Regions from separate parts of the Mus musculus genome. Here all the other regions are linked to region 1. Evidence: chromatin loops called from intact Hi-C (ENCODE). Cell type or tissue: left cerebral cortex. All regions are shown on one strand. Region 1 overlaps Asap1 (ArfGAP with SH3 domain, ankyrin repeat and PH domain1). Region 2 overlaps Gsdmc4 (gasdermin C4). Region 3 overlaps Gsdmc2 (gasdermin C2). Region 4 overlaps Cyrib (CYFIP related Rac1 interactor B). Region 5 overlaps Cyrib (CYFIP related Rac1 interactor B).

Region 1 (5,000 bases):
AGCCAAGTGTTTCTTATCATTCTGCACAGTCTACTAGAACACACTTTTAAAGACAGACCATTAATGTACCAAGCTTACAAATCTATACTGTGTGAGCTCTGTGCTGTTCTCCCTTCTGCAAAACCATGATCCCCAGCAAGTCGTGCTTCTGACAAGAGGACAGAAAGGAGCCTCCAGACCTGATAAATGCATCTGAAGGATTGATTTTCTGTGCCCTGGTTATGTGGTGACCTGTCTTGACAGGCAGAGCCAGCACCTGTTCAGAGAGCCTTCGCTGACAGCAGAAGCCAAGAACTAATACACCCAACCCCCACCCCTTGTAGCCTCCCTGTGTAATTTTATCTCACAGGGACGTAAAAAAAAAAAAAAAAAAACATAGAGTGCTCCATCTGGCTTAGTGCCAGGCATCACTCGCCTGCATTGAATAAATTCTAGCTAGCTCTTTACTGAACACCCAGAAAACAAAGGCTACATTTATTCAGCGGTTCAGCTGCTGAAATGGGCTTAGAGGTTTGGCCATAGCAACCGTGGTTAACGAAGGATAGACCACCTATCCCTTCCTTTTACAGGTCAAGCCCATGCTTGAAAATAGAACTTACTCTCCTGACTGAGTTCCCCCTGGCAGCCTATCGTGGGACATCAGATTCCGAGCATTGGACTGTCTGCTGCTGACACAGATAGACAGCTGCCTATCTGACAGCTGCCAGGCACTGAACCATAACTGTCCTTAACCAGCCGGGCTCACTTGCTCTTACATGGGAGAAACTTACAGTGTAAATATGATCCTTAGAGGACACTGTTAAACAGTCAGCTAGCACCCTGTGCAGAGGGCCTTGTGTTTTGTGGTCCTGTATTTTTTTTTTTTTCAATCTATCCTGCTAACTGGAATAACTATCTACTTGTAACAAAGCTGTCTGGAATCAGTCATCCTTTGGATTGTCATTAGTTTCTCTCCACAGCAAGGAAGGCCCTGGTCCTTGCTTATAGCACAAGCTACGCTCACAGATACAAATGTAGGAAGCTCGGGATCATGACTTCCTGGGACAGAACAGGCACCTCTGACAAAGTCCCCCACAAATAGGGGAGTGCAAGAGGCAGCAAGAGAGAAAAAAACCTCCTCTGAGGCAAGCTCAGAAGGATTTCCAGAACCGTCCAGTGACCTCATCAGAACTCAGGGAAGTTTGATCTAAATTCCCATCAGCCAGCAGCATCCCAGGCCCACATTCACCATCCTTCCAGCTCAGGCAGTCAGATGCCTGGCTCTCTGCAGAAAGGAGTCCAGAGAGAATCCCTGAAGGTACAAAGCTAAGTGTGTAGATCTTTCTCATAACCAGCAGCCCCCTACCCAATACAATTTAAACAGAACCGCCTCGGGGTCACCGGGACCCTGAGGTTTTTACTGGTTTTCAATCTTTGCATTTGAATGCTATCATAGAACTTTGGTTTCTTTAAAGCTAAGAGGAATCTGAAGGACTATATCCCATTGTACAGGCAAAGAAACTGTGCCCTAGTAAAGTTAAGGAATTTCCTATAGATCACATGGTGCTGTAGCAGGAGAGCTGTAGCAAGCTATGGCAAGTCACCCCACGGTTTCTTTCCTTGTTGAGGGAGATCCTCTGTCTTTCTCTTACCTGCCTAATGGAGAGCACATTGAGGCAGTGTATGGAGAGATCCTCCTGTTAGGTCTGCTGGGCTGTGGCTGCAGCTGCTTCTGGAGTGGAGGATCATGGGAAACCAATAGCTGCACAGCTCATCTCACAGAACAGGTACTTGCAAGTACATAGTGTTTGCTTGCTTGGTTGGCTAACTTAGCTGGTTTACAATAATGTTAAAGTTTAGAGTCATGGCTGTCTGCCATTATTCATCTTCATGCTTTTTTGCGTGTCAATGGCAAAAATGTATACCCACCATCGAGCCATTACTTCTCACAAGATTGAGGACTGTAGGAAACACTCGACATAGCACATGGCACCATGTGATCCATTGGGGTTGGTTCTCTCTGCCACTGCCTCTTTTAAGGCGTTTTCAGGGAACTATGGACCAGAGTGAAGTTGCTCACTAGCTGGATTAGCATGTACCATATCGAGACCTGACGCCTGCCTGCTTTTTAACTAAAAGAAACTTTGTAAAGAATAAGTCTGATCTCAAGGAGCAAAACTCGGTTTGAAGAACTAAGTTTTTAAGCTTTTAGAAGCAGGAACAACTAGTGTGCTAGAATCCAGAAATATTACTGCTCTGAATAGCATGTGAATACTAACCGTTGCATCTCATGTGTACATGCTATGATGGAGACCTCCTACCTCATACAGACTCCACCCTCAGTCTAGACCCCCGGGATTCCTACTCCATGAGGGCCAATCCTGCAGAGTTACCAGAAGTAAGGATTTGGTGTTTGCCTTGCTGAGTCACTGCTTTGAGCCTGCACAGTGAAATGACAAGCAGATGAGACCGCACAGCTCCACCGAGTGCACTCATTCAACAACTATTTCAGGAGCAGGGATACAGGGGAGAGTGAAGAAGGCCTTCTGCAAAGTAAGAAAGCAAGCAGAAAATGCACCATCAGGTCAGTAGGGGGCAGTGCAGGAGGAGAGCAAACCTGCTTTGAAAGCCAGGTTTCTTTTTCCTCCTGCCCTACTGAAAACTTCTCCAGAACAGGAGCTATAGTCCTGTTGTCTCAGCACAGTGCAAGATGGGGTTCATCTGTCAGATTATTAAGTGTAGAAGCAACAGAAAGAATAAGTGAAAGCATGTCTCAAAAGATGCACAGCAAAAGGAGGGAGTGGGCACACATGGAACCAGACCACATGTCCTAGGGAAGTGGCGGTGCACTTACCGGAGAGCGCTGTAGAAATGCTTATAGCAATTCTACCCAGGACAGCTGTGGAAGCACTTTATACAAAGCATCGCCTTCTCTGAGAGGCCTGAAGTCTAAGAGACAAGTGGAGATGGGGAGACCCCCTCAGCTTCCTGCCGTGGCTTGCCATCACTGGCTGAGTGCTACAAGCCTGGCAAGTGTTCATACGTTGGTGACTACCGCTCCCTGGGGCTTGTATCTCCTGGGATAACCCTTTGAGCGGCTTGGTATAACAACTCACGCGCTTTGCCTTTAAATCATCGCATTAGATTTATGTTTATATTTAGCTTTGCTTTTGTTGTTGTTGTTGTGGCCCTTTTCCAGTTTCCCACCATATATTTTATTATTTTAATAATTGTTAAAGCTTCGTTATTAAAAAAAAACAATTTGCAAATAAATAAAAACACCACACACCAAAACTAACCAGATGCAAGATCTTTACAATTCACTGACCTTACAGTTAAGATAGGCATTCAGAACGGAAGCTGTGATGTACCAAATTCCTTTTTAAACACATTTCCTGAAGCCCCGTGGGCTGACCAAGAGCTTTATCTTCAACAAGGGTCACTAACACAGGCTATCTGGTCAAGTCACCTGGCCTCTAGGGTATGAAAAAAGAAGCAGAGGTAATCCTGATTTCTCCTGCATGGGGAGAGATCAAAGTGTGTGCTTATGTAACTGTTACAGAACCAACCCTAACTCCTTTGAATCCACTACTGTTATCAGTATCAGAAAGGGACTGAGGGACAAATGAACATCTAAGGCTACTCTCTGCAAAGAAATCAACAAAGAAAAACATGTCACCCTGGCGCTCCTTCCTTCCTTATACAGCACCTGGCTTTAACTACTGCTTACTAAGGTGATTAACATACTATAAAAAACCATGGGACCAGCTACATAAAAACAGCCACATAAATTTAAAATACAATGTAGGACATGTTATTATAGCAAATAATAATGGATTGTAGTCTTGAAAGTTGCTAGGACAATAGATTCTGAGTGTTCTTACCACAATAATATATTAGGTGAAAAATGTTAATTGACTCATTGAATCATTCCGTAACGTGTATGTGTTTCAAAATAGCATCATGTGCTCAATGAACATATATGACATTGTTAATTAAAAACACAAAGGGAGCCGGGCGTGGTGGCGCACGCCTTTAATCCCAGCACTTGGGAGGCAGGGGCAGGTGGATTTCTGAGTTCGAGGCCAGCCTGGTCTACAGGACAGCCAGGGCTACACAGAGAAACCCTATCTTGAAAAATAAATAAAAAATAAAAAATAATAAAAATAAATAAAGGGAAAACCATTAGTAAGTGATAGAGCTTTTCTGTGTGCTGGTAGAGTTACTCAGGTATAGCTTCAGTCATTAAGTCTTCTGTAAGGCATATTATTGTCAAGACGGCTTTTTAAGCCGTTTTCTGTGAACTTTGAAAGTTGTACTTTTTATTTGGTCTCCAGGTAGAAGACCTGGGTTTTCACCTTTACTGAAATCCAAATGTGCAAAATACTGGAAAATCTGTGCATTGATGCCCAGGCTTTACCAGGTCCAGCACTGGGACAGAGAAAAGCAATACCATCTCCCCTGTGAAAACATGCAGACGGAGCAGGAAGAAGAGCAGTCACTGTGGTACAAAACGGGGTATTCTTGTCCCTGGCAACCTTGCTCAAGTCTTAGACATTAACAGCAGTCACTCCAGGGAAGAGAAATGCATTAAAGAAAGATTCTGGATAAAGTTACATATGAATCCTCCTAACAAGTGAGGGCAGAAAAAAAAAGTATTGAAATCCTCAAAACTGAATAAAAATAGTTTTTAAAGTAGGCAGGAAGTGAAGAGAGATCCCCACTGTGCATGTGGGAGTCAGGAAGAACAACCTGTTGTCAGGCCTGAGTGTTTGGGCTTGAGTCAGCTCACCGTTCTCTGAACTCAGCTTCTTGCCATGTCTGACCAACTTTCCAAACTCTTGGATCTGGATTCAGCTTGGTTGGTAGAGACTGGGTGACCCTTGCATGACATCATCCCTGAAGTCACACATACCTCTGTTAGCCTTTTACTTCAGTATTTAGAGCCTCCCTACGTGACCTTTTGTAAGATGCACTTCACCAGAGAATCCCTAGATGGTGATAGAGATGAAAGTACAAGA
Region 2 (5,000 bases), 220 kb after region 1:
TCATGATGCAGAACTTTAGGCTCCTTCAATCTGCCTGGTTGCTGCTATCCATCCTTCTATTATGTTAGTGGACTAAACCTTTGAATCTGTAAACCAGCATTAACTAAATAATTGCCTGTATAAGAGTTGCCTTGGGCATGGTGTCTCTTTACAGAAATGGAAACTCTAACCAAGACATCATATTTCCACCAAGGATGGGTACACTCAGCTTCATAAAACAAACATTTGTATATGTAAAGGAACATAGACGTACATCTTAATGAATGGAGAGTGACAATGTGACAATAACACAATGGAATTCTATTCACCTGCAAAGATGTGTGAAACTATGAAACTTTCAGGAAAATGTGTGTACTGGAAATATTAATCCTGAATGAGGCACCCCAGACTCAGAAAGACAGATGCTTCATGTCCTGTCTCAGACCCTGCGAGGCTGCTGAGTTCAGTAGGTGGTACCTCTAGGGTCCCAAAGAGATGATGAGTAACAGGACAGAAGATACAGAAGACATCACATGGATTGATAGAGACAAGCTCTGGAATGAGGAGAAGCAGCCTCCCCCAACAGCTAGCTGAGAATACAGGTCTATGTAGAAACCCAGATGTGAATATGGGTAAATCAGAGTGAAACCTCAACATTAGGAGGAGGCAATAAATCATATACCTAGTTTGGAAAACTCAAGACGTTGCAATAGGGCTGCGGCTATGGCTCAGTTGTAAATACTAGGCTGGTACCCATGGTGCTCTGAATTCAATCTCTAGGCCTCTGTAGGCACACCTCCCATGTTTCAATGTAGGCAAATATTGTCATACAAGGGAGAGGAGCAGTAACTTGACATGGGGACCAGGAAGGGGGGGAGGGAGAAGGAAGGGACTGTTAGTATTTTCTCTTGAGCTTTCTACATTTATTTGGCTTTTAAATTACACACATACATTTTTTTTGGATTAAAGTAAACATTTTTGATGGTTTTATGAGTCAAAGAACTACAAGTCCCTAGGAATGTTTTGTCTCCCCAGGTTCGAGGCAAGGCGGGAAGGTCGGAAAAGTATTCAATACCTATCCCAAAGGGTTCGGTGTTGGCCTATAAGAAGCAGCAACTTGTCATTGAGAATAACACTTGTGGTGAGCAGCAGTGGGGGCCTGGTGGGGATGGGGTGTCCAAAGATGTGTACCTCTTCTGACTACAGGCCAGGAGCACTCCTCACTGTCCCAGGCACATGCCCTACCTTCAGTCACCTCTAAGCATGGCCATCCTCATATACTTCTAGCTGTAGTTGCAGAGGTAGCTTCCTGAATAGGAAGGGATCTGACTTGGAGTGTCCAAATGGAGGTATTTTTAGCTGGGTGAAGTCCAGGCTAATCCCAGGCATCTCTGGGCATTCATCTCTAGCCATTCAAGGTCCTGCTTCTCTCAGAAGCCCAATAGGGAGCGGCCAAGTTCACCAGGTGACCCATAAGTCCACATTAAAGCTCCTTAAAATAACAGAAGCACAACACAACTGAAGCTGTAGACTGAATGCCTTAATGTAGTACAGAATTTTCTCCACGAGATGTACCACTGCCCAATACACACACCACACACAACATACACACATCACCCTCACCCATACCCATACATTCAGACTTTGCCATGGGGTGTAAGTGTCTGTGTTAGGCATGGACCTGTGTGTGAGCTGAGTGCCAGAACATGAGTAGGTTCAGAGCCCCAAGTTATTCCTCAGTGTGACTGGTAGCACCTAAGAGAGGATGGGACACACACACACACACACACACACACACACACACACACACACATACAACTCCTGCAGTATCTACCTTGTAGATTAATCCCCTAGTTATCAGCAACAGTCAAGGAAGCTGGGCTCTCTAATTTAGTAAGTACAGTTAGTGGCTGATGGCTTCTAGAGAAATTGTCCATATTCTTGTAGCACCTATGACTGAATCATAGGGTGGGAATTGGGAACAGGGTTGGAAATGCCTATTAAATGTCTGGGGGAGATGTCCTTACTGTTGCAGATCATGGTAAGTGAAAAGTGCTTCCTTTTACAGAGGGGAAAGAAAATGAACCCTATACTCAAAATATTAACAGCAAAACAAAATAAACTGCGATTGGATCAAATATTTTACCCAGTGACTCAAGGCCATGCTTGTGGAGAATGAATGTAGGGTGGGTTGGGGGAGGGGTTCAGGATGGGGGTAGGTGTAGGGGTGGGAGTGGGGGTGGGGAGTGGAGTGTTTCCTGGAGGATAAACTCTAAAGTTTGATGTGTGCACGGAAGAGTGGAAACTTATGAGAACTGACTAGGTGGGTGAGAGGAGGCAATAATGGGAGGGGGCTCTGGGATGAAGGGTTCTGACGGTGCAGAGCCCAGTTATTGTCCGGTCAGGCAAAGTGTTGGTGAACCTAAGCTATGAAGAGAAATTGGAGCCGGATGTATTACAGGTCACTTTCTCTACCTCCTTTCTTCATGTCAGCTTGGGAGAGAAACGACACTGTGGTTTCCCCTTCCACAGGAGAAGGCCAGTTTTCTCAGAAGCTTCTGGGCAGTGATATGTCAACTATTGAGTCCTTTTTGGTCTGTTATGAGGACTAAATTTTGCTTGCCAGTCAACACATTGTCCCTTCCATGTCTGATTGTATAAACAAGATGCTCTGACCGCCCCCTAGTGCTCAGAATGTGACTTGCAGACACTTTGAAGTTTGTTGTTTTTTTGTTTTGTTTTGTTTTTGTTTTTTTTTTGTCCTAACTTCGTTCAGTTCACACATTAAATGTTGTCATCTTTGTTTCCTCCACAGGCTCATTTCATGGGCCAAATGTTTGAATTTTGTTGTTAGGCACGTTTAGACCTCAGCACAGCTCCATGAACGTGAATGCAAAACAATTCGAGATCACAGGTTGAGCATAGATAAAGAAGACCAGCTAGTAACTGAAGGCTAACAAGAGACCTGTTTGACAGGACAGGAGGAAAACAGTCTGCTTCACCTCACGGAGTATTTATTTGCTTGTTTTTACTTTGTGTGTAGTTGTGTTTTGCCAGCATGTTAAGAGTCCCAAGCACATGCAGTGTCCAAGGAGGCCAGAAGAGGCCGCTGCCGTGTGGGCTCTAGAACTGAATTCTGGTTCTTTGCAAGAGCTGCAAAACTCTCTCCAGCTCTCATGGAGTAATTCTTGAATGTCAGAGGGTGTGATGGTCACCTAAAGTGCTCATTTAAGATGTCAGTTTCAGGCAAGTGAGATGGATTAGTTGGGGAAGTTGCCTTCTACCAGGCCTCATGACTTGAGCTCTCTCTCCATGCCCCTCATGTTGGAAGAGGATAACTGACTTCCAACGCTGGCCCTGGCCTCTGTATGTGTCCAAGGCACACATGCATGTGCACACAATAAACAAACAAGCATAATACAATGAAGGTTTCCGGGCACCTGTGAAAGGATCTGATTCACAGGACACACAGGCTGGTGCTCAGGTTGACATCAGTCCCTGATGTTTGGCTTGGGAGTCCCTATGTGAGGTGTGGGAAGAATTCTAGCAGGTGTAACCTCACCTCACCTCACTTGAGTTTCTTTTTTATTCAGTCATTCTCCCTTCTGCTACTAAGAAGAAGATGACCTTTCCAGACAGACCTTTGAAATTATATGATTTACCTGTAACGCTAAGATATCAGGAGGAAGTCATTGAGACAGGTATGACATTGCTAAATGAGATCTACCTGGGGATGGGTTTATTGAAGGAAGTTTCTCATAAGAACAGAATCGCCAGGTGAAAAGCAAGGACGGATGGAGGAGTTGGGTGGGGGAGGGGTAGGAAAATGGGGGAAGATATAGGGGATGTAAGGACAAACACTAATTCTTGGGTGGGCCAATATATTATCTCTTTCTAGGCTCTTGGATAGATGACATCGATCCAATTGGTGAGTGTGTCTGGTGTGGTTGGGGTTGAAGATCTGGGTGATGCTACTTGGCTCTGCCCTAGCCCTGATTCTGGTTGCTGGAGGATGGGAAAGTTCATGGAAGGCCAATGAGGTGAAGGCATAGACTGGGTATGGGGCAGGAGGTACGAGATGGTAGGAGAGACTCTCCAATGTGTGTCTCAAAAAAACTGAGGATGAAGAAAGTTAACAGTTCACGTTTCTCTTTCTAGGAACAATTGAGGAGCCTGCCAATCTAAGTGAGTGTGTGTGTTTATGTGTGTGTGTGTGTGTTTAAAGACGAAATCTGGGCTTCTAATGGGAAACCATAGACTCGGATCTCAAATGATTAATTCCCATGGAATTAAAAAATCAGAGGTCTACTTCCACATTCTTTTCAGTTCGTTCAACTCACACATGCACAATTGTGTACACTGATGTTCACTGATGACAAATGGGAAGCAGACATTGCTCCAGCGTGGGGAATGAGAAAGAGTCAGAGATGTGCTTTGGTGCTTCCACGGTGGTGCTCCCACTCTCATGGCTCACTCATAGGACATGTGGCAGAACCAGAACTTCCTCAAATGCAGTGCTTGGCTAATTCTTTATAGATTTCAGAGATACTTACCGATAAGTGTGCCTATTATGTGCAAGGTGCCCGAGAATCACAAACACATTGACCCCTCACCACATCCCCATTTATCACACACAGAAGCTGATCCATGAACACTGAGGATCGCTGTCACCAGAGCCCAACAGTACATTTCATTCCTGACATATCCCAGAAATAAATACTTGCTCATTTCTCTACCAACACTTGCAATAACCAGTGTTCAGATTTCCATCTCTACCCCCCAGTGCTGTGTCCCCTCCTTTCAGAGTGCTAATGCTTCTTTGTTTCTAGTTTCATGATAGTTGCCCCCACCCTAGGGGGGGGGAGCTCAAGCAGGTTGTCTATGGAGACATTTTTAGCTACTGGAAATGGTACCATCCCAGGGATATTTAATTGAAGAATGTCTCTCACTTTCGGATTGGTGTTGCTCTCTGCAAACAGATTTTATGTGTCTACAACATGAAGTATCTGAACAAACACAAC
Region 3 (5,000 bases), 290 kb after region 1:
GAAACCCTAACCAAGACATCATATTTCCACCAAGGATGGGTACACTCAGCTTCATAAAACAAACATTTGTATATGTACAGGAACATAGACGTACATCTTAATGAATGGAGAGTGACAATGTGACAATAACACAATGGAATTCTATTCACCCGCAAAGATGTGTGAAACTATTAAACTTTCAGGAAAATGTGTGTACTGGAAATATTAATCCTGAATGAGGCACCCCAGACTCAGAAAGACAGATGCTTCATGTCCTGTCTCAGACCCTGCGAGGCTGCTGAGTTCAGTAGGTGGTACCTCTAGGGTCCCAAAGAGATGATGAGTAACAGGACAGAAGATACAGAAGACATCACATGGACTGATAGAGACAAGCTCTGGAATGAGGAGAAGCAGCCTCCCCCAACAGCTAGCTGAGAATACAGGTCTATGTAGAAACCCAGATGTGAATATGGGTAAATCAGAGTGAAACCTCAACATTAGGAGGAGGCAATAAATCATATACCTAGTTTGGAAAACTCAAGACGTTGCAATAGGGCTGCGGCTATGGCTCAGTTGTAAATACTAGGCTGGTACCCATGGTGCTCTGAATTCAATCTCTAGGCCTCTGTAGGCACACCTCCCACGTTTCAATGTAGGCAAATATTGTCATACAAGGGAGAGGAGCAGTAACTGGACATGGGGACCAGGAAGGGTGGGGGGGAGAAGGAAGGGACTGCTAGTATTTTCTCTTGAGCTTTCTACATTTATTTGGCTTTTAAATTACACACATATATTTTCTTTGGATTAAAGTAAACATTTTAAATGGTTTTATGAGTCAAAGAACTACAAGTCCCTAGGAATGTTTTGTCTCCCCAGGTTCGAGGCAAGGCGGGAAGGTCGGAAAAGTATTCAATACCTATCCCAAAGGGTTCGGTGTTGGCCTATAAGAAGCAGCAACTTGTCATTGAGAATAACACTTGTGGTGAGCAGCAGTGGGGGCCTGGTGGGGATGGGGTGTCCAAAGATGTGTACCTCTTCTGACTACAGGCCAGGAGCACTCCTCACTGTCCCAGGCACATGCCCTACCTTCAGTCACCTCTAAGCATGGCCATCCTCATATACTTCTAGCTGTAGTTGCAGAGGTAGCTTCCTGAATAGGAAGGGATCTGACTTGGAGTGTCCAAATGGAGGTATTTTTAGCTGGGTGAAGTCCAGGCTAATCCCAGGCATCTCTGGGCATTCATCTCTAGCCATTCAAGGTCCTGCTTCTCTCAGAAGCCCAATAGGGAGCTGCCAAGTTCACCAGGTGACCCATAACTCCACATTAAAGCTCCTTAAAATAACAGAAGCACAACACAACTGAAGCTGTAGACTGAATGCCTTAATGTAGTACAGAATTTTCTCCACGAGATGTACCACTGCCCAATACACACACCACACACAACATACACACATCACCCTCACCCATAACCCAGACATTCAGACTTTGCCATGGGGTGTAAGTGTTGTGTTAAGCATGGATGAACATGTTTGTGAGCTGAGTGCCAGAACATGAGTAGGTCTTAGAGCCCCAAGTTATTCCTCAGTGTAGCAGGCAGCTCCTCAGAGAGGAGGGGACACACACACACAACCACACACACACACACACACACACACACACACACACACACACACACACCCTAGTCCTGCAGTATCTATCTTGTAGATTACTCCCCTAGTTATGAGCAACAGTCAAGGCAGCTGGGCTCTCTAATTTAGCATGCACAGTTAGTGGCTGATGGCTTCTAGAGAAATTGTCGGTATCCTTATAGCACCTAGGACTGAATCATAGGGTGGGAAATGGGAACAAGGTTGGAGATGCCTATTAAATTCCTTACTGTTGCAGATCCTGGTAAGTGATAAGTGTTTTTATTTACAGAGGGGAAAGAAAATGAACCCTTTACTCAAAATATTAATAACAAAACAAACTAAACTGTGATTAGATAAGATGTTGTACCCAGAGACTCAAGGCCAAGCTTGTGGAGGCTGAATGCAGGGTGGGTTGGGGGAGGGAATTAGGGTTTGGTAGGCGTATGGGTGCGGATTGGGGTTGGGGTGGAGTGTTTCCTGGAGGATAAACTCTAAAGGTTGATGTATGCATGGAAGAGAGGAAATGAAGACACTCAGGGGAGCTGACTAGGTGGGTGAGAGGAGGCAATAATGGGAGGGGGCTCTGGGATGAAGGGTTCTGACGGTGCAGAGCCCAGTTATTGTCCGGTCAGGCAAAGTGTTGGTGAACCTAAGCGATGAAGACAGATTGGAGCGCGATGTATTACAGGTCACTTTCTCTACCTCCTTTCTTCATGTCAGCTTGGGAGAGAAACGACACAGTGGTTTCCCCTTCCACAGGAGAAGGCCAGTTTTCTCAGAAGCTTCTGGCCAGCGATATGGCAACTATTAAGTCCTTTTTGGACTTTTATGAGGATAACTTTGTGCTTGCTACTCAACACATTGAATGTGTGCTTGCCAGTCAACACATTGTCCCTGTTGGTTCCCTTCCATGTCTGATTGTATAAACAAAATGCCGTGCGCGTCCCCTAGCGTTCAGAATGTGACTTGCAGACACTTTGAAGGTTTTTTGTTTTTTTTTGTTTTTTTGTTTTTTTGGTTTTAACTTCATTTAGTTCACACGTTAAATGTTATCATCTTTGTTTTCTCCACACACTCATATCATGGGTCAAATGCTTGAATTTTGTTGTTAGGCACGTTTAGACCTCAGCACAGCTCCATGAACGTGAATGCAAAACAATTCGAGATCACAGGTTGAGCATAGATAAAGAAGGCCAGCTAGTAACTGAAGGCTAACAAGAGACCTGTTTGACAGGACAGGAGGAAAACAGTCTGCTTCACCTCACGGAGTATTTATTTGCTTGTTTTTACTTTGTGTGTATTTGTGTTTTGCCTGCATGTAAGCTTCCCAAACAAATGCAGTGTCCGAGGAGGCCAGAAGAGGGCGCTGCCGTATGGGCTCTAGAAGGGAATTCTGGTTCTTTGCAAGAGTTGCAAGACTCTCCATCTCTCATGGAGTAATTCTTGAATGTCAGAGGGTGTAATGGCCACCTAAAGTGCTCATTTAAGATGCCAGTTTCAGGCAAGTGAGATGGATTAGTTGGGGAAGGTGCCTGCTACCAGGCCTCATAACTTGAGCTCTCTCTCCATGCCCCTCATGTTGGAAGAGGATAACTGACTTCCAACGTTGGCCCTGGCCTCTGTATGTGTCCAAGGCACACACGCATGTGCACACAATAAATAAACAAACATAATACATTGAAGGTTTCCGGGCATCTGTGAAAGGATCTGATTCACAGGACACACAGGCTGGTGCTCAGGTTGACATCAGTCCCTGGTGTTCGGCTTGGGAGTCCCTACGTGGCATGTGGGAAGAACTCTAGCAGGTGTAACCTCACCTCACCTCACTTGAGTTTCTTTTCTGTCCAGTCATTCTCCCTTCTGCTACTAAGAAGAAGATGACTTTTCCAGGCACACCTAAGTACGCTTCTGCTTCCGAACCCACTGAGATTTATAGAACAGAATTGCAAGGTGAAAAAGCAAGGATGGATAGAGGGGGGAGGGGTAGGAAAATGGGGGAGGACATAAGATATAAAGACAAACACTAATTTTTGGGTGGGCCAACATATTATCTCTTTCTAGGCTTGTGGATAAATGACATCGTTCCAATTGGTGAGTGTGTCTGGTGGGGTTGGTGTTGGAGATCTGGGTGATGCTACTGGGCTCAGCCCTAGCCCTGGCTCTGGTTCTTGGAGTATGGGGAAGTTCATGGAAGGCCAATGTGGTGAAGGCATAGACTGGGTGTGGGGCAGGAGGTAAGATAAGTTAGGAGAAACTCTCCAATGAGTGTATCAAGAAAAACAGTGAGGATGAAGAAAGGTAACAGCTTGCCTTTTTCTTTCTAGGAAGAATACAGGAGCCCGCCCATCTAGGTGAGTGTGTGTGTGTGTGTGTGTGTGTGTGTGTGTGTGTGTGTGTGTGTGTTTAAAAGAGAAAATCTGGGCTTCTAATGGGAAACCATAGGCTCAGAACTCAAATGATAACTGTCTTTGGAATTCAGAAATCAGAGGCCTTCTTCCACATTCTTTTCAGTTAGTTCAACTCACACATGCACAATTGTGTGCACTGAGGTTCACTGAGGACAAATGGGAAGCAGACATTGCTCCAGTGTGGGGAATGTGAAAGAATCAGAGAGATGTGCTTTGGTGCTTCCACGGTGGTACCCTCCCACTGTCCCGGCTCACCCATAGGACAAGTGGCAGAACCAGAACTTTCTCAAATGCAGTGCTTGGCTAATTCTTTATAGATTTCAGAGATACTGACCAATAAGTGTGGCTATTATGTGGCAGGTGCCCGAGAATCACAAACACGTTGACTCCTCACCACATCCCATTTATCACACATGGAAGCTGTTCCATGAACACTGGGGATGGCTGTTACCAGAGCCCAACAGTATGTTTCATTCCTGACATATCCCAGAAATGAATGCTTGGTCATTTCTCTCCCAACACTTGCAATAACCAGTGTTCAGATTTCCATCTCTACCCCCAGCGCTGTGTCCCCTCCTTTCAGAGTGCTAATGCTTCCTTGTTTCTAGCTCCATGATAGTTCCCCCCCCACTCGCGGTGGGGGGTGAGGGTGCATGGGTGCTCAAGCAAGCTGTCAATTGAGACATTTTTAGGTGCTGGAAAATGATACCATCCCAAAGATATTTAATTGAAGAATGTCTCTCACTTTCTGATTGGTGTTGCTGTCTGCAAACAGATTTCATGTGCCTACAAAATGAAGTTTACAAACAAACAGAGCAACTGGCTGAACTCTCAAAGGGTGTTCAAGAAGTTGTGTTGTCCAGTATCCTGTCCATGCTCTATGAAGGTGACAGGAAAGTTCTGTATGACCTGATGAACATGGTGAGAGTTCCATAGCTACCTAGAGATGATCAAACCTGTAACAGTCAGTTTGGGAGACAAAGA
Region 4 (5,000 bases), 180 kb after region 1:
CTGTTTTATATAAAGAAAAATGAGTTAGCATTAGCTTACTGTGGTAACCATGTCCCCGAAGTTTTACCTTGTTCCTATGTACCTGTGAACATTGTCCTAGAATTTTCCATTCACTATAGCAGCTTCACTATAAGAGGTTAAGTAACACAGTTGTTAGGAAGTGGTAGAGTAGGAGGCTAAACCCACACCTCTCCATTCATACTTACGCTGTCATGTTTTTCAGACAACCATGCTGATCTTAAAATAAGAACTTCATTGAGGTTTTTCTGTCTCTGAGTAGCCTGTAGAAGTGCCTACTGCCTGTCCATCAGTCAGTTTTACCTCCATCATCTGCACTTCAGGACTCTTTCCCTCCCTCTCAGCTCTACAGGATTCCAATCTGTCCCATGCTTGTCACAAGCTACCTGGGAAACTCCTCTTTCCTGGAGCAGATAGAATGGTCTATCCTTGCAACTGGTGTATAGTATTTTTTTCAGGATGTCTTTCCTTAGTTCATAAATGTGAGTGGGATTTCATTTTGACTGGTTGTATTTCCAGAAAGTTTTGCCTCACTAACAGACTGAAAATAATATTTGCCAGCTCCACCCCCAAGAACAAGTAATTTAGCATTTCTAGTATATGGTCCCTTCAGTTCTGTAGTAAAGGTTCCAATTTTAGTTTTGCCTTTTTAAAGTGAATGTTATATTAAAAAATGATGCCCACAGTCAGCTAATGGATGGATCACAGGGCTCCCAATGGAGGAGCTAGAGAAAGTACCCAAGGAGCTAAAGGGATCTGCAACCCTATATAGGTGGATCAACATTATGAACTAACCAGTACCCCGGAGCTCTTGACTCTAGCTGCATATGTATCAAAGGATGGCCTAGTCGGCCATCACTGGAAAGAGAGGCCCATTGGACACACAAACTTTATATGCCCCAGAACAGGGGAACGCCAGGGCCAAAAAGGGGGAGTGGGCGGGTAGGGGAGTGGGGGTGGGTGGGTATGGGGGACTTTTGGTATAGCATTGGAAATGTAAATGAGCTAAATACCTAATAAAAAATGGAAAGAAAAAAAATGATATTTCCTTTTTCTTTTTCTCCTCAGATGAAAGGTTGTATCAAAGTTCTTAAGGACCAACCTCCTAATAGTGTAGAAGGTCTTCTCAATGCTCTCAGGTGTGTATATGTACCTACTCATGACAGAAAAATATTTGCCAAGTGTTTGAATACCACCTAAGATAGACTTCAGTAATATTCAAGTCGGAGATTTTGCTTATTGGTAATGTTGCTTCAAAGCAGTGATTGTATCCTATAATGAGGACAGTGTGTAGACGATGACAGTACTAGTTTGTTTCTTGGCTCAACATTTTGCTTTACTGTTTGCCCCTTTGAGGGAAATCCTGCTTCTTATAACCTTAATGCATGCTAGTTCACAAACAGGAAAGTTTAAAGAAAAACCACGTGATCTGACCATGTGTAGCTTCCTAGTGGGTTTTTTTCATTAAACATGGAGAGAATCATAGCTCAGTGTAATTACTGGCCTGTTGATAGAACAATCCAAAGTTTTATGGTTGTTCCTTGTAACCTTGTAACATTTCTGTATTCATGCCCCCACGTCTGCACTATCTTTATTTTGAGGAGTCACTGCAGATTTAGTCTCTGCAGCCTCTACTGTGCTGCATGACATCTTTTTAAGTGAATACCTTCATGCGTTATAACATAGTGGCACAGGATCAACTTAAAAGATTTTCACAACCTAGAAGCTAATTTTCTATACTTTATTATTTTGAGGTTTAAGCAAAAATAGTATGAACGTGGAAATATTTATGTAGTGGTATTTATTTATATCATAAAGCAAATATCAATTCATTTCACCTGAGTGGAACCTACACACAACTAGTGCTGTGTAAGTGGTTTAAGCCTGAATAAAGGAAAGCTACTTTAAATGAACATTAGAATGACAAAAAGTTAGTTTAATTAAATCCATATACTTACTATCAGGGTATGGCAGCCACACACCCAATGTTTAGGAATTTTCTTCTTTCTTTTGCGTTGCATACTACATTTTAAATTTAGCTATGGGCATGGGCCTCTTTATGTCCTATCTGGATATTATGTATCTCAGTGTACCCGCCCTTTTTTTTTTTTTTTTGTAAATTTTCTTATCTTTTTATTTTCCTGAAGGGTTAGTCTCTGTAGTCAATAGGTGTCAGGAAATCTATTATGAAATTTATTGTTAAAAGTTAGGAATAAATAGCCTGGCATGGTGGTATATACCTTTTAAACCCAAAAGGACAACCTAGTTTACTTAGTGAGGACCTATCTCAAAAATCCAAAACAACTTAAAGGTAAAGGAGGTTGTGAAGGTTTTTAGTATTTCTTAGGTTACCTTAAAGGAAGCATGCTAAAAGAGTAGCTGTAGTGCAGTACTGCTTTTAGAACTTGTGTGTGTGTGTGGGGGGGGGGGGGGGAGTCTCTTTTTCTTAGTGTTAGAACCAAAGGGGGCAGTAGTGTTGAGTACAGGACTGGTGTGCAGTGTTTCCACAGGAGGCAGTACTGAGGAAAGCAAAAGGATCCTGTTAGTTTTATTAAATTGTAAGGAAAACTTCTGAACCTACTGGTTCATAGTAAGCATGTTCTGTGTCGAGCTCTCACTTTTTACCTGGAGCTTTGTAATGCTAATGCTTTATTTTATAGAAGTTCATTTCTTATCACATGAGCCCAGAAGTAGTGGGTTCTGAGGAAGCAGAGTCGATGTAGGGTTCCATTCCTAAAACTGATGCCCTTTGGATGTCCCGATCTGGTTCACTAGGTATTGAACTCGGTGTGCTTCAGAAGAGATTGTAAAACATGCATATTTCTAAGTTACTACCTCTAGAGTCTCTTTCTTTATATCTGAGTTGAGACTCAGGCTCTCTAGTTTTAAATAAATAACCCTGGCTAGTACTTTGTAAAACACTGTTGAAACTAAGACATCACAGCCTCGTATAGCTTTCTCGTAACAAGCAAAACCAAACAAACTTCTTGCAAAATTAATGACCAAAAGATTTTTGAATGGAATTATATTTGTATATGTTTTGAATTATTTATCCAATACCTTCTACTTTTAGAAGCAATGAGTCATGAATATTTTTTAATAGAGATATGAGATGAACTCTCTTTACGCATGAAAGGGAGGAGTTGTGAATTCAGGTAGAGTGCTCCAGTACTTGCTTCTTTGCTGAACTTCTGATAAAGGCAGCAATTGTTTTCCAGTAGAGAAGTCACATGCACTTGAAAGGGGACTTGGGTTTTGTGCACAAAGGATAGTAAGCCTATCCTATATGGTTTGGTCATTCAAAGTCAGTTCTGTTATCTTTGCTGACTAAGAGTGGTGGTGCAGCACCTCTGACATGATCTTCCATGGTAGGAATGCCAGAGCTGCCAGGAGCATGGCCACATTCCCCAGAGACAGTCTCAGGGAGTGTGACGATTGTTGACTGTTGTGCAGTAGGGACTTAACTATTCCATGTTCCTTAGTTATTTCCAGTAAAGGAAAGGGAGAAGAAGCCATAGAAATATATGACATCTATTTCCTGATATTGAATAGGGTTATATGTGGCCATATAAGCTTTGTCAATCTCAAAACAGAAGAGTTGCCTCATCACTACCATTTTATTAGATAATGCTTTTTGACAGTGGTTCTCAACCTATGAGTTGTGATCTCTTTGGCGAACCTCTCTACAAAAATACTTACATTATGATTTGTAACAGTAGCAAAATTGCTTATGAAGTAGCAGTGAAAATAATGGTATTGTTTGGGGAGGATCACAACAAGAGGAATTGTATGAAAGGGTTGCAGGATTAGGAAGGAACCACTACTCTGTGGACTTCTCCTTTCCAGTGTCACAACCTAACTTCCCTCCAGTTATTTACTAAACACTCATTATGAACCAGACACTACAGTATCTCTTCAGTGAGAACAGTTTGGAAGTGATTGCTGAGAAACATACAGTTCATGCCAGGTGTCTGATGAAACTTACCTGTCTCTTCACCTTTATTAAAGAGTACAGATAGGATTTTTACTTTTAAAGCTTATTTGAAATAAACTGAACAGTTGTTCAAATTTCTTTAACATATATTGTCTATATACCAACTTAAAATGATTGTCTTTCCAGGTAGGTACATTTTGAACAAGCGTATAAGTCCAAACTGAAAATGAATTCAACAAGATGAAATATTCAATTTTAAAATTAAACTGACTCTTTAAATAATAAAACACCAGCCTGCAAGTCTCCAATGTCTTCCAGGAATTAATACCCAACAGGAGAAGGAAAGTGTAAGAAAGAGGCTAGTCAGGGGTAGGGCTCTGGAAAAGCAATGAAAGAATGAAGGAGGAGTGACAGGATGCTGAGTAAGACGTGGGGGAAGCTACAGGACCTTCGACTGAAGAGCTGATACTAAGGAGTAAAGGAAGCCTAAAATTGTACCTGATCAGCAGCGACAGACAGGCTTGCAATGCTTGGATTTAGAATGTATTCAGAAGATAATTCAAATAGGTTGATTTGGCTTATAAACATTTCACATATAATTTTTTTGCTTTTCCAGAGCCCTACCCCTGACTAGCCTCTTTCTTACACTTTCCTTCTCCTGTTGGGTAGTAATTCCTGGAAGACATCGGAGACTTGCAGGCTGGTGTTGTATTATTTAGAGTCAATTTGATTTCAAAATTGAATATTTCATCTTGTTGAATTCATTTTGAGTTTGGACTTATACGCTTATTCAAAGTGTACCTACCCTGAAATAAGGTACTTAGAGAATGTAAGTATTTCAAGGTACTGTTTTTATACAGCATAGAGTAAAACATAGCGAAATTGTTTCAGATTTTTGGCTAATCATTTCAACGAGGTCCCTATAACCAAGTGACCAGAAACTGGCTGCTCCTGTTGGATGGGGGAGAGAGCCTGATCAGGATTAAAACTCACCCTAAGGCATGAATTTGTGATATTGAGTGATCAGCTACTCATCTTGGCATATTAC
Region 5 (5,000 bases), 170 kb after region 1:
TTTGTGATCCCAGCATTCAGACTGAGGCAGAAGATTTACAAGTTTAAGGGCAGCCTGGGATACATAATATGTTAAAAGCCAGTGTGTGCTATGTAGTGAGACGATTTTAAAAAAAACAAAACTGTAAGTAGTACCAGTCTAAATTTTAATTAGAATTCTCAGATTGGTTCAATATACCACAATAATTTGTAAATTAAATTAACATTATATAATAGCATTTATTTTTCTCTTGCTTCTTTATAGTTTGTATAAGTTTGAAATTTAGTTTAAATGTGTCTTCTAAAAGTATAAAATTTATATTGAATAAAATCTACCTCTTCTTTGGAAATTGAGTTGTTAATTGTTTTTAGTTAATACATGTATTAAAATATTCATGCCACTGTAAATTTTCTTGTGCTTTCATGCTGTTTAGATGCCCAGCCTACAGAGTCTGAGAAGGAAATATATAATCAGGTGAATGTAGTGTTAAAAGATGCAGAAGGCATCTTGGAGGATTTGCAGTCATACAGAGGAGCTGGCCACGAAATACGAGAGGTAAAGTTTATAATTTTTATAGGCATTTTATCAGTAAAGGTCAAATGACTGTTTGTCACCTTGGCTTACTTTCTGATGTTTTCTGGGCTTGTCCTGGGAAGTGTTATATTTGAAAGACTACTTGGCATTATTTCAGAACTGGTTACAGAACTACATGGACAGAGAGGTATTACAAAGGGGCAGTGCTACCTACTCGTATGTGATTTAATATGAGTTATAGTCACACATGAAAATTAGGTTTTCCTTTGGGGACTATTTAGTTATGTTTTCCTCTTGTGGAGAAAGACTATTGCTTTCTGGCTCCCTTCCCCAGGACCCTCCCACCTCCTGCTCTATTTTTCAACTCCTAAGCTTCCTAGGAGAATGTGAAACCATCCAAGATAGTTCTTCCACCTCTAACCCCTCCCCACCTGCCTCTTCTCTAATAGTCTTACGCCACAAGCAAAGTGTGAAGTGAGGTGTCTCTCTATCTCTGTTCTAGTTTCTGAATTAACCTTCCTTTTGTATTTCTAATTTTCAGAAACTGAACCGTCCCTGCTTCTTTCTACTTTTTTCTCAAGTTCCAGTCTAGAACTTTACTCTTTCACTATGTTTTCTCTTAATTCTACCTTTATTTGCTTTTCTTTCCTCTGAATGTACTCTGATACAGTGCTCAAACTCTCTTGCCTTTAGACCTGGATTTCTCATCCCATTTCTTGAAGGCATTGTCTATCTATGCTTTGTTCCTGCCCTCCTTGTTTCTGTTACTCTCAGTAGCAAGTAGTTCAGAGGTCATCAAAGACCACTCTTTTGGGCTCCCACGCGAACGTCTGGAGTAGTAGCACTTCAGAGTAAAGTGGAGGAAGGAGAGGGTGCTGTGTTTACTTGTTAGCTCTTTAGTGTAAGGGAGGAGGGATACTGAAATGACTTGCAGACTTTTCCTGTGTGTGACCAAGCTATCTTGCAGAGCAGTCTCACCTTTGCTTTAGTGTGGAATGCTCTTCCTTTCTTCCCTTCACATGTCAGTAGCCTACTTCCCCTTACTGTGTTCCTAGTACTTTACATGTGTGTCTTTTATGGTCCTCATGAACCTCAAAAAAATGATGACCTGCTGTTTATGTCTGTACCACTCACTCGCCAAGCTCCAGTGTTAAATCACCCTGGGTTCTTACATACTCAGTGCCAAGCAAGGTGTAAACCCTTGAGGAAAGAAATACTGAAGGTGTGGACTAAACTTCCTGCTATCATTCTAAATCTTAATGTTTCTGTAAGTAAATGACTGTGACTTTTACTATGAAATCAGATACTGACAACACTTAAATATAATTTGAAAACTCAGACATGGAAGCAAAACAAAATAGCTTCACTAACTACTCAGTATATCTTTCCTTATAAGTCACAAGATTTCAGAGATTATTTTAAAATGAGTTTGATGTTATCTTCATGTTGATTAAATATAGATGAAATCTTATCACTTGATGTACTTACTAGTAAGTGGATATTAGCCCCCCCCCAAAAAAAGTACAGAATACCCAAGATACAGTCCACAGAACAAGCTGAAGTACCCAAGTGAGGTCTCCTCAGTCCCACTAGAGAGAGAGAGAGAGAGAGAGAGAGAGAGAGAGAGAGAGAAGAAAGCAGTCACAAGTGGGGAGGCCGCGAGTGAGGGACCTGGGAAAGTGGATGGTGGGGTGGGGGGAGAACCTGATCTGGTATTGGGTGAGAGAAAAGGACTGAAGCCATGACCAGCAGAAAGAATGGAAACAGGCAACCTTGGGAAATAGGAGGTTTGCCCCCCCCCCCCCCCCAGAATGCATCCGAGACCTCAGAGGAAGGGATCTTAGATGAAATGCCCAACAGTAAGGAGAGGGAACTTATAGAGCCCATCTTTTTTTTTTTTCAATTACTTATAGTAAATGAAGAGAAAAATCTCATTCACTAAAAAGATACCTGTTGTGTATTTTTCTCCCTATAGGTAGAACTCTTAGGATTGAAAAAAGTTTTGTAATTTTCCATCAGAAGATTTGCTCTATGTTTGTGTGGGAAAGACTTGGTCCCTATTCTCATGTACAGTTCATTGACTTCTTGCTTAGATTGAGTTTATTTTTGGAAGAGAGTACAGTGGTAGGAACGTTTCTATAGGTCATTTCAGAAAGGCCGCCTGGGGCTGTGATGCCAGAAACTCTGAATACCGTGGCTAAAGATTGGAGCTCTCCACATGTCCTAGGTGTGCAACAGAGCTGATTCCCCAGGGCTATAGCTACATATAACTCACATTATTTCACAATTTTTGATGTGGAAAAGTAAACAACTGCTTTAAAGTGTGTGTGTGTATATATATATTTAAAGGCTTGTGTAAGGAAGCAAAAATATAACATATAACACTAGAAAACATAAAAGGGGGAAACTAAAGTAGGGTAAGAGGCTGACCTTACCGGCTCTTGAGACTTACTCTGACTATTGTGCCATCACTATTTGGTAAGGGACTTACGGACAAAGAAGTTATCTGTGATGGTTCATACCTATAATCTCAGCACTTGTGAGGCTAAGACAGGAGCATGCCCTGAGTTTTGAGGCCAGCCTGGGCTATTGAGTAAGACCCTATCTTCAAGTAAAACAAATTAACACAACAAAACAAATAACAAAAGGAGATTAAAGACGGAAGTATGTAAGTAGAATAGTAATAAAATATGTGAACTGGAAAACTAGGAGTACATGTCTGTGGAATGGACAGCTATAGACAGTATTAAGGCAGTTGAAGTTTTAAGAAATGTATAGATGCATATGTGTAATTAGGCTTCTGAATCGTAGGAAAGCAGTTCCCATGAAAGGACAGTGAAAGCCTAGTACATGCGAGGCTACAAAGAACTGATAACTGTTGGAACTGTAATAGGTGGCCTATGAAAAACAGACAACAGAAAATTATTGTTTTGTGAATAAAAGTGTGTATCACTGTGACGAAGTTTCTTTTGTGAAGAGAATTTGGCCTATTAAGTCAGTGCAAATTGACATTGTAAAATGGTTATCAAGAGGTCACTTCATAATAGAGGTCACTATCAAAAACAAAAACTCTAAAATTATTTGTACTTTTAAATGGGGTACTTATATCTGCATGTTGCAAATTAAAAAAAAAAAAGTAAAGAATAATGGCTCTTTAACTCACCATAATAAAATGAAAGCAACTAGCAACATTTCTGTGGTAATAAAATTATAAAACTCCATATAAACAGTGTAGCAGAGTACTGGCATGTAATAACACAGACTGTTTTCTGGTAGCTAGCTTGTTAAGGTAAATAAATAACATTTATAAAATGTGACTTTAAAATGGAATAAATATGGTTTGAGAGATGGCTCAGCAGTTAAGAGCACTGGTTGTTCTTCCAGGAGGCCTGGGTTGTGGGTTGATTCAATTCCCAGCACACACATGGTGGCTCATATCCATGTGGAACTCGAGTTCTAGGGTATCCAACACCTTCTTCTGGCCACCAGGCACCAGCCATGCGTTCACAGACACACATGCAGACAAAACATACATATAAGTAAATAGTACCTTAACCATATAACCTTAAAAGGAGTAATTATGAATAAAGACAAGTATGCTCTCTACTATAAACCTCTAGTGAGGAGGGAGTAAGAACCTCCACTAATGTTGAATTCTGCCCTAATTTTTCGTTTTTTGTTTTGTTTTGTTTTGTCTTTGGTTTTTTTTCGAGACAGTTTCTCTGTCCTGGAACTCATTCTGTTAGACCAGGCCGGCCTCTGCCTCCCAAGTGCTAGGATTAAAAGCATGTGCCACCACCGCTCGGCTATTTTTTTTTTAATGTATTTTTTTCCCCTAAATTTTAACAGACTTGAAAATGAGTTGTAGTTATTTTAAGATAGCTTTGCCATTGATATTACTAAGTCCCATCTTGTATATTGAGCTATTATGAATACTGGCCCCAAATCTTACCAACAGCAGTGAATCTGAAGTGACAGGTGAAGGAAGCAGACACTTAGATCCATAGAATGTTAGCCATGAAGTAGCATGTTGTCATCGGTTCCATATGGCAAAGCAAGTCCTAGGAAGTAGTTTACTCACTGGACACAGTAGACAGCATCTGCAGGCACATTTGTGTGTTATGAAGATGCATTAGTGCAGCATAAGAGAAGTTGGGATACTTAAGAGGAAATCAGTGAAAGTTAGTTTTAATTGTTTGCTTGTTTCCTGAATAATAAACACATTTTCACTGTTTGCTTGTTATAAGATGAACTGAGTCTGGGCTTCCCACGAGATATATTAGCATATTGTCAAAAATTGTTTATATGAAGTTAGGATTACTTATTACATGTTGTGATCATTGATACTAGTTACAGTATTTCTACATAGTATTTCTAACATGAGTAATACAGACTTTGGGCTTCTGCTGTGTCTAAGAATTATTTAAAAAATTATAGAAACACTCAAAATTTGAAAATATCAGCTAGATGTGGTAGCACATACCTGT

Evidence for each region. Hi-C counts contacts between places; a loop is a spot of excess contacts. Peaks named below come from ENCODE experiments on the same cell type or tissue, not always from the same donor. Only the 100,000 strongest peaks of a DNase experiment are listed, where the experiment ranks them.
Region 2: it touches region 1 in a loop (3-fold over the local background); 16 of 42 quality-filtered maps call a loop at or near these places.
Region 3: it touches region 1 in a loop (4-fold over the local background); 9 of 42 quality-filtered maps call a loop at or near these places.
Region 4: a loop joins it to region 1, with 2.8 times the contacts of the local background. A loop is called at or near these places in 7 of 42 quality-filtered maps.
Region 5: it touches region 1 in a loop (2.3-fold over the local background); 7 of 42 quality-filtered maps call a loop at or near these places.

Annotation. Positions count from the first base shown.
Region 1 is chr15:64,113,359-64,118,358 of GRCm38, reverse strand. All of the region lies in intron 25 of Asap1 (ArfGAP with SH3 domain, ankyrin repeat and PH domain1), which reads left to right. Among named protein-coding and RNA genes, the nearest start is that of Gm20717, 18 kb to the right of the region's middle. In left cerebral cortex, CTCF peaks have their summits at 2,563 (motif pointing right) and 4,970; DNase peaks (open chromatin) are centred at 335, 2,496 and 4,714; H3K27ac peaks cover 1,803 bases.
Region 2 is chr15:63,893,837-63,898,836 of GRCm38, reverse strand. It overlaps Gsdmc4 (gasdermin C4), which reads left to right. Exons shown (of 12, transcript NM_028992.1): 5 at 1,015-1,120; 6 at 3,573-3,680; 7 at 3,878-3,907; 8 at 4,138-4,164; 9 at 4,959-5,000. Among named protein-coding and RNA genes, the nearest start is that of Gsdmc4, 16 kb to the left of the region's middle. In left cerebral cortex, CTCF peaks have their summits at 2,678 (motif pointing left) and 3,086 (motif pointing right); DNase peaks (open chromatin) are centred at 2,676 and 3,079.
Region 3 is chr15:63,826,723-63,831,722 of GRCm38, reverse strand. Gsdmc2 (gasdermin C2) reads left to right here. Exons shown (of 14, transcript NM_001168274.1): 7 at 856-961; 8 at 3,457-3,558; 9 at 3,670-3,699; 10 at 3,933-3,959; 11 at 4,792-4,937. Among named protein-coding and RNA genes, the nearest start is that of Gsdmc2, 16 kb to the left of the region's middle. In left cerebral cortex, CTCF peaks have their summits at 2,555 and 2,966 (motif pointing right); DNase peaks (open chromatin) are centred at 2,535 and 2,967.
Region 4 is chr15:63,931,736-63,936,735 of GRCm38, reverse strand. Cyrib (CYFIP related Rac1 interactor B) reads left to right here. Exons shown (of 13, transcript NM_001360036.1): 12 at 1,087-1,157. Among named protein-coding and RNA genes, the nearest start is that of Gsdmc4, 22 kb to the right of the region's middle. In left cerebral cortex, a CTCF peak has its summit at 2,542; no DNase peak of the experiment used is centred here.
Region 5 is chr15:63,945,540-63,950,539 of GRCm38, reverse strand. It overlaps Cyrib (CYFIP related Rac1 interactor B), which reads left to right. Exons shown (of 13, transcript NM_001360036.1): 5 at 413-534. Among named protein-coding and RNA genes, the nearest start is that of Gsdmc4, 36 kb to the right of the region's middle. In left cerebral cortex, no CTCF peak of the experiment used is centred here; no DNase peak of the experiment used is centred here.